Regions from separate parts of the Mus musculus genome. Here region 2 is linked to region 1. A link is a contact called in ENCODE Hi-C data. All regions are on one chromosome and are shown on one strand. The core of a region is the stretch at or near the end of the contact, and the rest is flanking DNA. Distances in the headings are between cores, read along the strand shown.

What was found. Hi-C counts contacts between places; a loop is a spot of excess contacts on that map.
Region 2: a loop to region 1 is called in a map of T-helper 17 cell, with 6 times the contacts of the local background. The contact joins the promoter of Taf4 here to the enhancer-like site in region 1. A Hi-C loop is called at or near these places in 2 of 37 maps with a recorded cell type or tissue (T-helper 17 cell and regulatory T cell).

Annotation. Positions count from the first base shown.
Region 1 is chr2:160,737,436-160,742,505 of GRCm38, forward strand. All of the region lies in intron 2 of Plcg1 (phospholipase C, gamma 1), which reads left to right. Among named protein-coding and RNA genes, the nearest start is that of Plcg1, 8.7 kb to the left of the region's middle. Within about 2 kb of position 2,421, at least 1 of the 3 ENCODE cell types and tissues checked has a DNase peak (open chromatin) inside an H3K27ac peak, as active enhancers do.
Region 2 is chr2:179,973,671-179,978,740 of GRCm38, forward strand. Taf4 (TATA-box binding protein associated factor 4) reads right to left here and starts at 2,976. Exons shown (of 15, transcript NM_001081092.1): 1 at 1,743-2,976. The coding sequence starts at 2,976. 4921531C22Rik (RIKEN cDNA 4921531C22 gene) reads left to right here and starts at 3,183. Exons shown (of 2, transcript NR_033782.1): 1 at 3,183-3,522; 2 at 3,779-5,070.

The DNA of each region.
Region 1 (5,070 bases), core at 1,171-3,670:
CACTGACTGCTCTTCCAGAGGCCCCAGGTGTGATTCCCAGCACAGTCATCTGTAACCTTAGTCCTAGCAGGAAATCTGATGCCCTCTTCTGGCCTCTGTAGGCACTCATACAGTCATGCGTTCAGGCAACTATTCATATGTATAAAATAAAAATAAATCTCAATAAAAAAGAACTGTGGCTTCCTTGGGCCTCACTGGATCACTGAACAAGCAAGGTGCCACGCGTGCTCTGGCTTCTCACTGTGGAAAGCACTGTAGAGTCTCATAGTGAGCATACAGTTAGGGCTGAAACAGCCAGACAAATAATTACAGGGTGTGGTGAGCGCTGTGAAGGAAGCAAGCATAGGCTGCTCTGTCCGAAGGATGGTTGAGGGCATGCTGCAAGGACAAAGGCCCCAACCGACCTCGCATTGGTGGCATAAAGGCTCATTTGTCCTTTATGTTACATGTACCATCCATCTAAGCCACATCACTTAGAGTCTTTGGAGGGTGGCCTCAGTGGTCTAGGTCAGGTCTGTAGTGTAGATCTGAATGGACACTGTGGGCAGAGTAAGCTAGAGAGGGATTTGGAGTCGAGTGGCTAGACAAGAAAGGTTTCTCTGTAAAGCTGGGTATAGTGTGTGTGACCTTCGAGAGATAGCATTTAGACTCTAAAACCCTTCTATAATGTCCCTCTTAGCCTTGCTTGAGCCCCCTGAGCATCATCTGTTGTGATCTTAGTGTTTCTCCTGTAGCCTCAAAATCAGAGATTCTTATAGCATCTTATCATGGTTGCTCCCACAGCTCTAGAGAACTGGAAGCCCAGGCTCCTAGAGGCTTCCAGAGAATCTGTTTTTGGCCCCTTGAGAGCAAGAAGTACTGGGCCAGGAGCTGAGGGCTGGAGAGCTGCGGGGCGAGTTGGTGGGCACCATGGGGTTGATCTCAGGAGTCTCTACCTGCATTCCTGGCTCAGCCCTTGGTGCTCTCATGTTCTCCTTTCAAGAAGAGGTCTGAGGTAGTGCTGGGCTACCTTTGAGAGGCTGTAGTGGCTTTGTGCCTGGCACAAGTAGCGCACTTTACTCTCACCTCCCAGGAACCAGACCCATCCTGGGGGAAGCAGGGAGGGGCTCCTTTTTATAGCCGCATAGAGGCTTTGTGTATAGGCTCTGCTGCTTCCTTCCGGCTCCTGCCCTTCCCGTGTTGGCCAGAGGCCCTTGCTTCAGCAAAATTCAGGAGTAAATGGGCGAGGCTTTCTCCAGCAGAAGACTAGCATCTCCTCTATTGAGCCCAGGTCTGGCAGAGAGGAGTTAGGTAAGCAAGAAAAAGAGATGGCCCAGTCCTTAATCCTGGGGAGTTTGAAATCTAGAGCAGATGGGAAACCAGGACTCACAGGAGACAGCACTGACTTAAAGTGCTGAGGGCTGAGCCCAAGGGCCCAGATCTTTCTCTGGCAGGGCAGCCTATCCTTTACTGTATAGGCTCTTCCCCTATTGATTGGCAGACACATCAGCACTGGAGTAAAGCAGAACACAGACACTGAAGAGTGCACTGGTCCAACCAGTGAGAGAACTCATACACTACTTGTTTGTGGATCTAATCTTCCTTCAGCTCAAGTGGGATATTCATTTCGGGTTGACTTCCTGGAGATGTGGGTGAATTAAAAGTCTTATACAGTGATTCTTGGGGACATGTGTACCTGAGTGTTAGAGAGTCCTTGGCTTGGCCATAGCTGTGGTAAGAGTAAGGCCTGGACAATATAGTTTCTGGCTGTGCAGGTAGATGTGAGTGTATGTTGGGGCGATTCCAGCCTCAGGCCTAAGTTCATAGAGTGGTTAGCCTGAGAAAGAGCAGAGGAAAGCCTCTGTTATCTGTTAGCCCACAGGTTTCTCAGCCTCAGGTGGTGGTAGGTCAGCACGGGTATAGAGTTCCCTTCTTGGACAAGTTAGGGGGTTGGTGCAGGTAGTGATGGTCCTTCTCTAAGGCTCTGCAGACCACGTAATGGTCTCACCTGATGCCTTACATTCTGGGAGCAGCTTTTCTCTTCCCACCCCAGTCACTTTCTCATCCACAACAGTAAAAGAGTGTAATGTGCTTGTGTTCTTGGGACCACTTAGCATAGCTACCAGGAAGGTTCAGAAGGTAACAGTGGCACTTTATCAGTTTTGTGGCAGGCCTCTTGAGTCCAGCAGTGACATGAGGGTACTTGGTTCCAGACTGCTTCTGAGAGGTTGTCCTGCTTTCTGCTCTGAGAACTGGCCTGCACTAGAAACATGGTGTTCATCCTAGCATGGATGGATGTTGGTGGGCAATTGTGAGTGCTTACCAGAACTGTGGGTGGGCTCACAAGGTAGGTGAAGACAGAGACTAGACCTTTCTCTGGGGCTTTGCTTTTCTAGGAAGCAAAAGGGGAGTGGCTTTGGCTGGCAGGCCTGAGGGATTGTGACAGGTGCTATGGAGGGGCTGGGCCATGAAGCTCCAAAGCAGGAGAGCCTCCTGGGGTATAAAGAAATAAGTCTGTGGTCACCAAGTCTCCAACTTGATGACTCCCTTTGTCCTTGGGAATTAACCTCTGTGACCTTCTGTTGTACAAGCAAGTGGTAAGAGAATATGCTGAGTATTTTGGCAAGGGAAACTCCCCAGCCCCACTCCCTCTCTCCTATCTCTTCTTCAGCCTGAAGCTGCTTTGTTTGCTTTGTGGAAGGGAGAGCCCAGATTTTCCCTTCTCCTTCTGACCATGGCTTGTCCTCTGCCCTGTGGGAGGGGCAGCAGAGAGGCAGTAGTCAGCTGAGGATGTGAGGGCTCACTTGTCTGCTGGCAGGAGCAGGTTGGTTAGCCGAGAAAAGACTCTCATTATAGTTTTTTTTTTCCTTGTACACTTGTTAAGTTTCTGCTAGGTATGGAGTAGTGAAGATGATAGACATGGTTCGTGTCCTCAAGGAATTTACAAAAAAACAGCCAAATCACCCTAGAACACACATAGAACTGAGAGATAGCTCATTCAGTGGGTAAACATACTTGCCGTGCAAGCCTGACAACCTTTGATCATTGGAACCCATAGTTGTCCTCTGGCCTTCCCAAGTGTTATGGGATGTGTGCACCCTTACACATTACATACACGCACACACAAATAATAATAATAAAATTTAAATATATATATGTATGTATATGTACATACACACACACACATATAAAAAAGCAGCCTGGAGTCCTGCCATTCTCCTTGTGTTGCTCCGACTTGGCTGCTTCCCACAGAGAGCACAAGCCAGGGGCTCTGCCACTTGCCAACTGTCACCTTGGGTAGGATCATTAACCACTCTCTGCTCAGGGTCCTTGCTTGGGGAATGGGAACCCTAAGACTTGTTTTACAGTATTGGTTGTAAGAATGAAACAACTCGGTTTAATTAAGAGCTTGATGTAATAATGCGTAGCAAACATGCCAGAGATGAGTGACAGGACACCAGATGCCACTCCTGCTGCTGCCCTCCCCACCTGCCGAGGCATCGACCTCATCCTCTGTGCTTTGTAGTTTCTGAGAACTGTCTGCAGGCTGTTTAACACAGCCTGTTAGCACCGGGCAAACCCAGTCCTTCCTCCATGGCTGAGCTCTCGCTCCTCGTTTGTGTCCTTCTTACAGCTGCTCATTATGAATAACAGTCAGCTGGGCTGGCAGGGTTGGACTAACGAGAAACAGAAATCAAAAAAACTTCAGAACGAGTATGTTTTGAGGTCAGTAGACAACTTGGGGGGTTGGTTCTCTCCTTCTACCACGTGGGTCCCGGGGATTGAACTCACGTCGTTCAGGCTTGGCAGCCGGTGCCTTCTCCTGATGAACCATTTTGCTAGGCCCGAGAAAAGAGAATATTGATGGGTGGTTGTGAAGTTTTCAGTTCATATTGTTGGTATACCCAGAGGAGCATGGCCAGAAGCCTAGGGTTTTGGGTAAGAGAAGATATTTGCTTTGAAGTGTGTGGTGTGTGTGCGTGTGCGTTTCTTAGATGGACAGATAGAAATAGGAAGTAAGCAGTTGAAGTGTAATGCCAGACACTTGAGGGTAGAGATGTTTTGTGAATTGTCTATATACCAGAAGGAATTAAAGCTGTGGACATGAGTATCATTGAGGAGAAAGCAGAGCACAGGGACAGAGGATCATGGCCCATGTTTAATTGGGTCGGCCTTTAGCACACAAAGAAGCAGGAAAGGCTGGGTAAGGTTGTGTGGAAAAAGTCAAGAGCAGAACACCAAATAGAAGGGAGGTTGTGCACACAGAGCACCACAGATGTCTCCCTGCTGCTCCATTCTTTGCATGACCTCAGAGTTATCTGCTTCCCCATCTGTTTCCTCCATCAGGCTGGGATTTTCTGAAGGGCAGGAACTCAGTGCCCATTGATCTGTTTCCCCAGGACCCATCTTAGGGCCTAGGGTAGAGCAGACAGTTGTCTGGTAACTAACAAAAGTCATGGACCGAGTACATGAGCCTTAGGTGACTGAGGGCTCTTCTGACTCTGTGCTCCCTGTGGGGCCGTCTTTTCCTTCCTTCCTTCCTCCTTCCTTTGGGACTTATATATGCTGTTACCACTGAAATAAACTATGTTTTAAGAAAGAGAGCTGCCTGCCTGGGCAGCGTGAAGCCTTCTGTGACCTCCTTTCTTTTTCTCTATGTACCCATTATCAGTGTTGGTACTGCCATGAGAACTCTCCAGAACCACCATCTGCCATGAATCACCATTTGATGAGACAGACCCATTGGGTCCCATCCCTCATTTGCCTAAACAGGAAAGTCATCTAGAATCTGGTCTCTAGGTGGCCTTGTGTATTGGTGAGGATTGTGCACTGAAGCAATTTGTACAGAGCACTGCAAGTCCTGTGTACTAGGGGACTGTGGACCTCTAAGCAGCTGTCTGAACGGTGTTTCCTGTTTACCAGGGTAGGAAAGAAGCTGAATGCAGGGTTAGGCTGAGCTGCTCTCCTTGGTCAGGGTGGAGGCAGTGTCTTGTGAGTGAGTGTAGACTGGTTTGACTAGGGTTCTGAGGAGGGGTCACTGTTGCTTTCCTCTACAGTTGCTGGTGTGGCAGCAGCTGCTTGCTGCACAGG
Region 2 (5,070 bases), core at 1,726-4,225, about 19 Mb after region 1:
TTTTTAAAGTAAGGTAATCAATCAGCACTCCTTATCAAAACAGCAACAGAAGCCAGGGGTACAGAGGATGGGTGTGAGTTTTCTCTTTTTTAGAAAGCATGTGGGACTTTGAAGCAGAGCTCTGGGTGTCTGCTACACACCAGACTCTGCCCTACTCTCCAGCACAAGCATGGGGGCTGATGCAGACGCAGACGCAGAGACGTGCAAATAATGAACATGTTTACATTTCCCCCAAGGAGTTATCTTCTGCTCTACACGCCAACTCTGAACCTGACCTGGAAAAGGAGGCAGCAGTGGTGCAGACAGCAGCCAATGCCCTTTTCAAATGACATCGTCCTTCTCCCAGGGAGACGGACTTCACTTGTGCAGCACTCAAAAGCAAAGGAGCCAGGGTAAGCCAGGATTGCTATGGAAGGATGCCATGGGCACCTGACTAAGCCAGCTTTCCTGATAAAAGGACAATGTGGGCACATACTTGCATTGGGGAAGTCCGTGTTAAAGTACTGTGGCATTTCGAACAGCAGACTACAAGCACAAAATGCATCTTAAACTATAAATATCAGCCATACTTTCCACCCAGAGGTCAGAATGAAGATAATGAACAAGGCATTTCAATTTCACACACAAAACACACACACACACAGCCACCCCACACACACACACACACCCTGCTCACTTCTCAGCAAACCCCAGATGTGTGGCAAGAGACATCTGCAGTTCCTAGGCCTTATGTCACACCCAGCGCCTCCTCAGAGCATGGCAGCCCCTGCAACCTCTCAAACACTTCTGGGTCCTATATCCCCATAGATAGGGCAGGTATCTCTGGACCTTTGATGAGCCTTCCCAATCCTCATTGACTTCCACAGCAAAACCCAATTCTAAAGATGCTGTAGGTCTTTCAACGTGACCCAAACCACTTTTAAGAAAACAGGAGAGGACACAGTAGCAGCATGTTTTCTAATTCTCTACTACTGCCACCGCGGCGGGCGGGCGGGCGGGCGGCGCTGCTACTACTGCTTGCACATGTCACCGTGTAATACCGGAGGAGCGCACAGGGCTTGCTCCGGCCCAGGGTTCTGTGGGAACACTCCTGCAGAGGACTCTCAAACAAAAGCAGGCTACAAGCGAGGAAAGGAGCCACTCGACAAACCCAAGGGACCCTTAGGAATTCGAGGACAACAGAGTCAGAACATGTGTGGAATCTGCAAGAGCCGAGACAGCTCCTGTGTCCCAGAATCCACATCACCATGATCTCCTGCATCCGCAGACCCCTACGCACTAAGTGTCCTACTGACCTCCAGGGATGGCAACAACAAAAAACACCCAGGGTCCACTTTCAGGCACTGATGACCACTAAACGCCTGCTCCCAGCATGGAGTCCCCAACCGGCTTCCCTGGCAACAGGAAAGCCCATGCCGCCTTCCACAGACTTCATTAGCATGCCCGTGAGTAGTCGGTTCGCCCTCTCTTGACCTCACCTGAGGAAGGAGAGAGAAGGGCCCCTCGGCTATACGGTGGTAGCCCAGAGCATCCGAATGGGACAGCAGAGTTCCCCGAGGGATCTGGGAGCTCCAGGACTGGGACGCCCTCAAAACTGGCAGGTCACCTGGGCAGGGGCCGCCCCTCGGCCTCTCGGGCCACCCGACTAGGGCACGGTCCCAGAATGCAGCCCAGAACTTCCTGGAACGCCAGGGCAGCCTGGTGCACCCGCCCTCGGCCTCCCGCCGCGCGCTGCCACTCACCTGGGGGCAGCTGGAAGTTCTGGATGTTGGTCGGGTTCTGCGGCGGCTGCGGCAGGCGCGGGGCCAGCACGGTGGGCGTCAGCGTGGCCCGGATAGCGCCGGTGGTGGCCGCCGGCGTCCGAGGCAGGCTGGGGGTCGCCGCGGCCGCACCCTTCGCCAGCCCCGCGGGGGTCCCGGGCGCAGGCCCCGGCAGCGCGCCCGGCATGGCGGGCCCGAGCAGCACACTGCCCGCCGCGCCCCCGCCCGCGACCCCCGCCGCCGCCGCCGCCGCCGCCGGCCCCGGCCCGGGCCCCGGTCCGGGCTTGGGCGCCTCGGCCTTGGCCCCCTGCGCGCCCGCGCCCGGCTGGCCCAACCCCGCGGCGCCCCCGGAGGCCGCGGCGGGGGCAGGAGCGGCCCCGTTCTGCGCGGCGGCGGCAGCGGCGGCGGCGGCGGCAGCGGCAGCGGGTGACACGGGGGGCGCGGGCGCGGCGGGGTGCCCGGGCGGCCGGGCTGGCGCGACAGGCGCTGGGGGCGCGGGCGGCGGGGGCGCGGCGGGCGCGGGCGCGGCGGGCGGCGAGGGCGCGGCGGGCGCGGGGGCCGCCTGGATGACAGAGCCGGCGGCGGGCGGCGGCGCGGGCCCGTTGTTGACCGGGCTGACAGCAGGTGCGGCGTGCGGCGCGGTGGGCGGCGCGGCGCTCCCATTCAAAGTTTGCGCGGCGCCGGGGCCGGGCGGGCCAGGCGGGCCGGGCTTGGAGGCGCCGGGGCCGGCGGGTGGGGCGGCGGCGGCGGGATCCGGCCCCGCGACGGCGGCGGCGGTGGCGGCGGCAGCGGCAGCGGCGGCGGGGCAGGGCCCCGCGCTGGCCTCGGGCAGCGGCCTCAGCTTGGCGGGCGCCGGCGCGGGCCCTGCGGGGACAAGCAAGCGGCGCGGTGAGCTGGAGCCCGGGCGCCGCGGGCCCCCACCCGCCGGCCGCGCTCTACCTGCGGGGGGCGGCTCCGGCGCCGCTGCGGGCGCGCCCTCGGCGGAGGCGGCCGGCCCTGCGCCCGCGGCTCCGGCCGGGCTGCCGCTCACAACATGGTTCCCGAGCGCGCCGGCGGCCGCGGCCCGCAGCTCGGGCGTGCGCGGCGCGAGGTGGTGGTGGTGGGCCGCGCTGGCCGCCAGCTGCGACTCGAGCGAGCCCACCAGATCGCTCACCACTTTCTCGTCCACCTCGCTGTTGAAGAAGACCTCGTCCAGCAGATCCGAGCCCGCCGCCATCTTTCCTCCTCGCCGCCGCCGCCGCCGCCGCTCGGCCGAGCGCGCCTGGGCAGGAGGAGGTTCCAGCGGGGCGGGGGGCGGTGCGCGGGGCGGGCGGGGGCGCGGCGCGCAGGGAGGGGGGAGGGGCGGCCCACTGCGCAGGCGCGCCGACACGCACCGCCCACGCCCGCGCCCCTGTGGCCTCCGATTGGCTGCGGCGGGCTCTTAAAAGACGCGGCCAATGGCTGCGAGCGCCAGAGGCCGGGGAGCAGGCTAGGCGCTGGGTGCTGGTCGGCTGTTGGAGCGCTGGTGGGAATGGCAGCGGGGCCGGGAGAGCGGCGGCTCTAGGCGCCGGGTGGGTCGCGGCAGCCGGCTGCGGGGTTCGCCCTTTGTCTGCACCCTTCCAAAATGGCTGCGGCCAGGGCGGGCGGTGACAGCTGCGCGGGCGCTCCCGGGGCCCCGGCGGTCAGAGAGGAGCAGGAGTCCTGGCACGAAGGCGCTTTCGGGGCGGAGAGGTGCGCAGAGGACGCCGCGGACACGACGGGTCAGCTCCCCTGACTTACAGCGGTTAGTACGAGGGCCGTGCACACCCCGGACGAAGCTGGACATCCGGAAGCTGATTTGTTCTTTATTTACTTTTCTCGTGGGGGAGGGGGGGGTTGGTTGTAAATCCTCTAAACTGATGCTTGCTGGCACTTTGTAGGAACATTTTCGTTACCATTTCTCCCCTTTCTTTCTGGGTGTTTTCTTAACCAAAAGGCCGTCTTATTGGACATCGCTATGGATTTCGTCTTTCCTTTTTTTTTTTTTTTTTTTTGAAAAGGCCGAAAACAAATTCCAGATGGCAAAGCTTGTTGGGGACCTCAACGCAACTGACCTTCCTAGAATCATCGTCACCTCTGAAGAGACTTGCCACGGTCTGCACAGATCCAGCACTGGGGAATGAGGAATTTGACACTGTAATTTTTTTTTTTTCCTTTCGTGCCTTGAAAGAGACTCTTCCCACCAGCTTTTACTACCCACACACACCCTCCATGCACTCGGAAGATGAAGGCAGGAGGAAAAGGAGTTCAACCTTTGTTATGCATTTAGTTGGAGGCCAGCCTGGGGGTCTTGTGGGGCCCTGTATCAAAAAGGTGAGGTGAGAACTATTCTCTCAAAAGCAGAGTATAAACTCTCAGCCTGTGTGCTGATCCTGTCCCAGCCTTTTAAACTAAATGAGTTATATAACTACTATACAAACCCCACCCTACCCCAGCTGTCCTCTAAGCAATAGTCTACCTAAGGAACTGTGCGCCTTGAAGCCAAAAAACAAAACAAACAAACAAACCCCACAGTGCCCTCACTTGCAAAGTGTGCTTGGGAATCCTTAAATAACAGAAATTTTGTTCTTGAACATCAGCCTCCAGATTTGGAAAGCCAGTAAAAAGAAAGAGACAATGAGGAAGCAGGTTGGGTGCTAGAAGCCAGTATAGGCTTGACACACACTAGAAGGAACAGAAATTCACAGTTGTAAATAAAACCCACGAGTCTTCTTTTGACACAGGAGAACACGTTCAGGGCCAAGAGCATCATCCTGAGTGAGTGGGACACTACTTAGTCACAGCCCCCAGCCACAAGTCACAGAATTCTTTACTCTTGATAATGGTTTGAAGATTTTAAAGTGGACCAAAGGATCAGAAGGTTCTTGCTAATCCTCTTGATGCCGGTTAATGGGACCCACCAGTTAGGTGTACAGTAGCCTGTACCCCGAAGCCATTAGGTGACAGGGAGCACAACAATGAGAGCCATAGCAAAGCCCAGGCTCTGGAGCTCACAGGCCTCTTGGTACCACGGTACACAGCCTCCTTCCATTCTTAAGCATCTGCTAATGACACAGCCCCTGAGCCACCAAGACTTAAGTTACAGGTGCAGGGTTTAGGGTCTGTGCCCACCAGTCCCTTCATTCCTTGCTGCAGAGCCCAGTGTGGGAGCCACACATCTTTCAGGTAGCTGTTTTCAAGTGCAGAGCTCTTAAGACTGAAGTGGGTGGAGCTAAAAAGTCTCCTCCCCTCCTCAAAATCTATATGCAAGGGGCAGTAGACACTATTAAAGCCTTAACCTTTGTCACTCTGG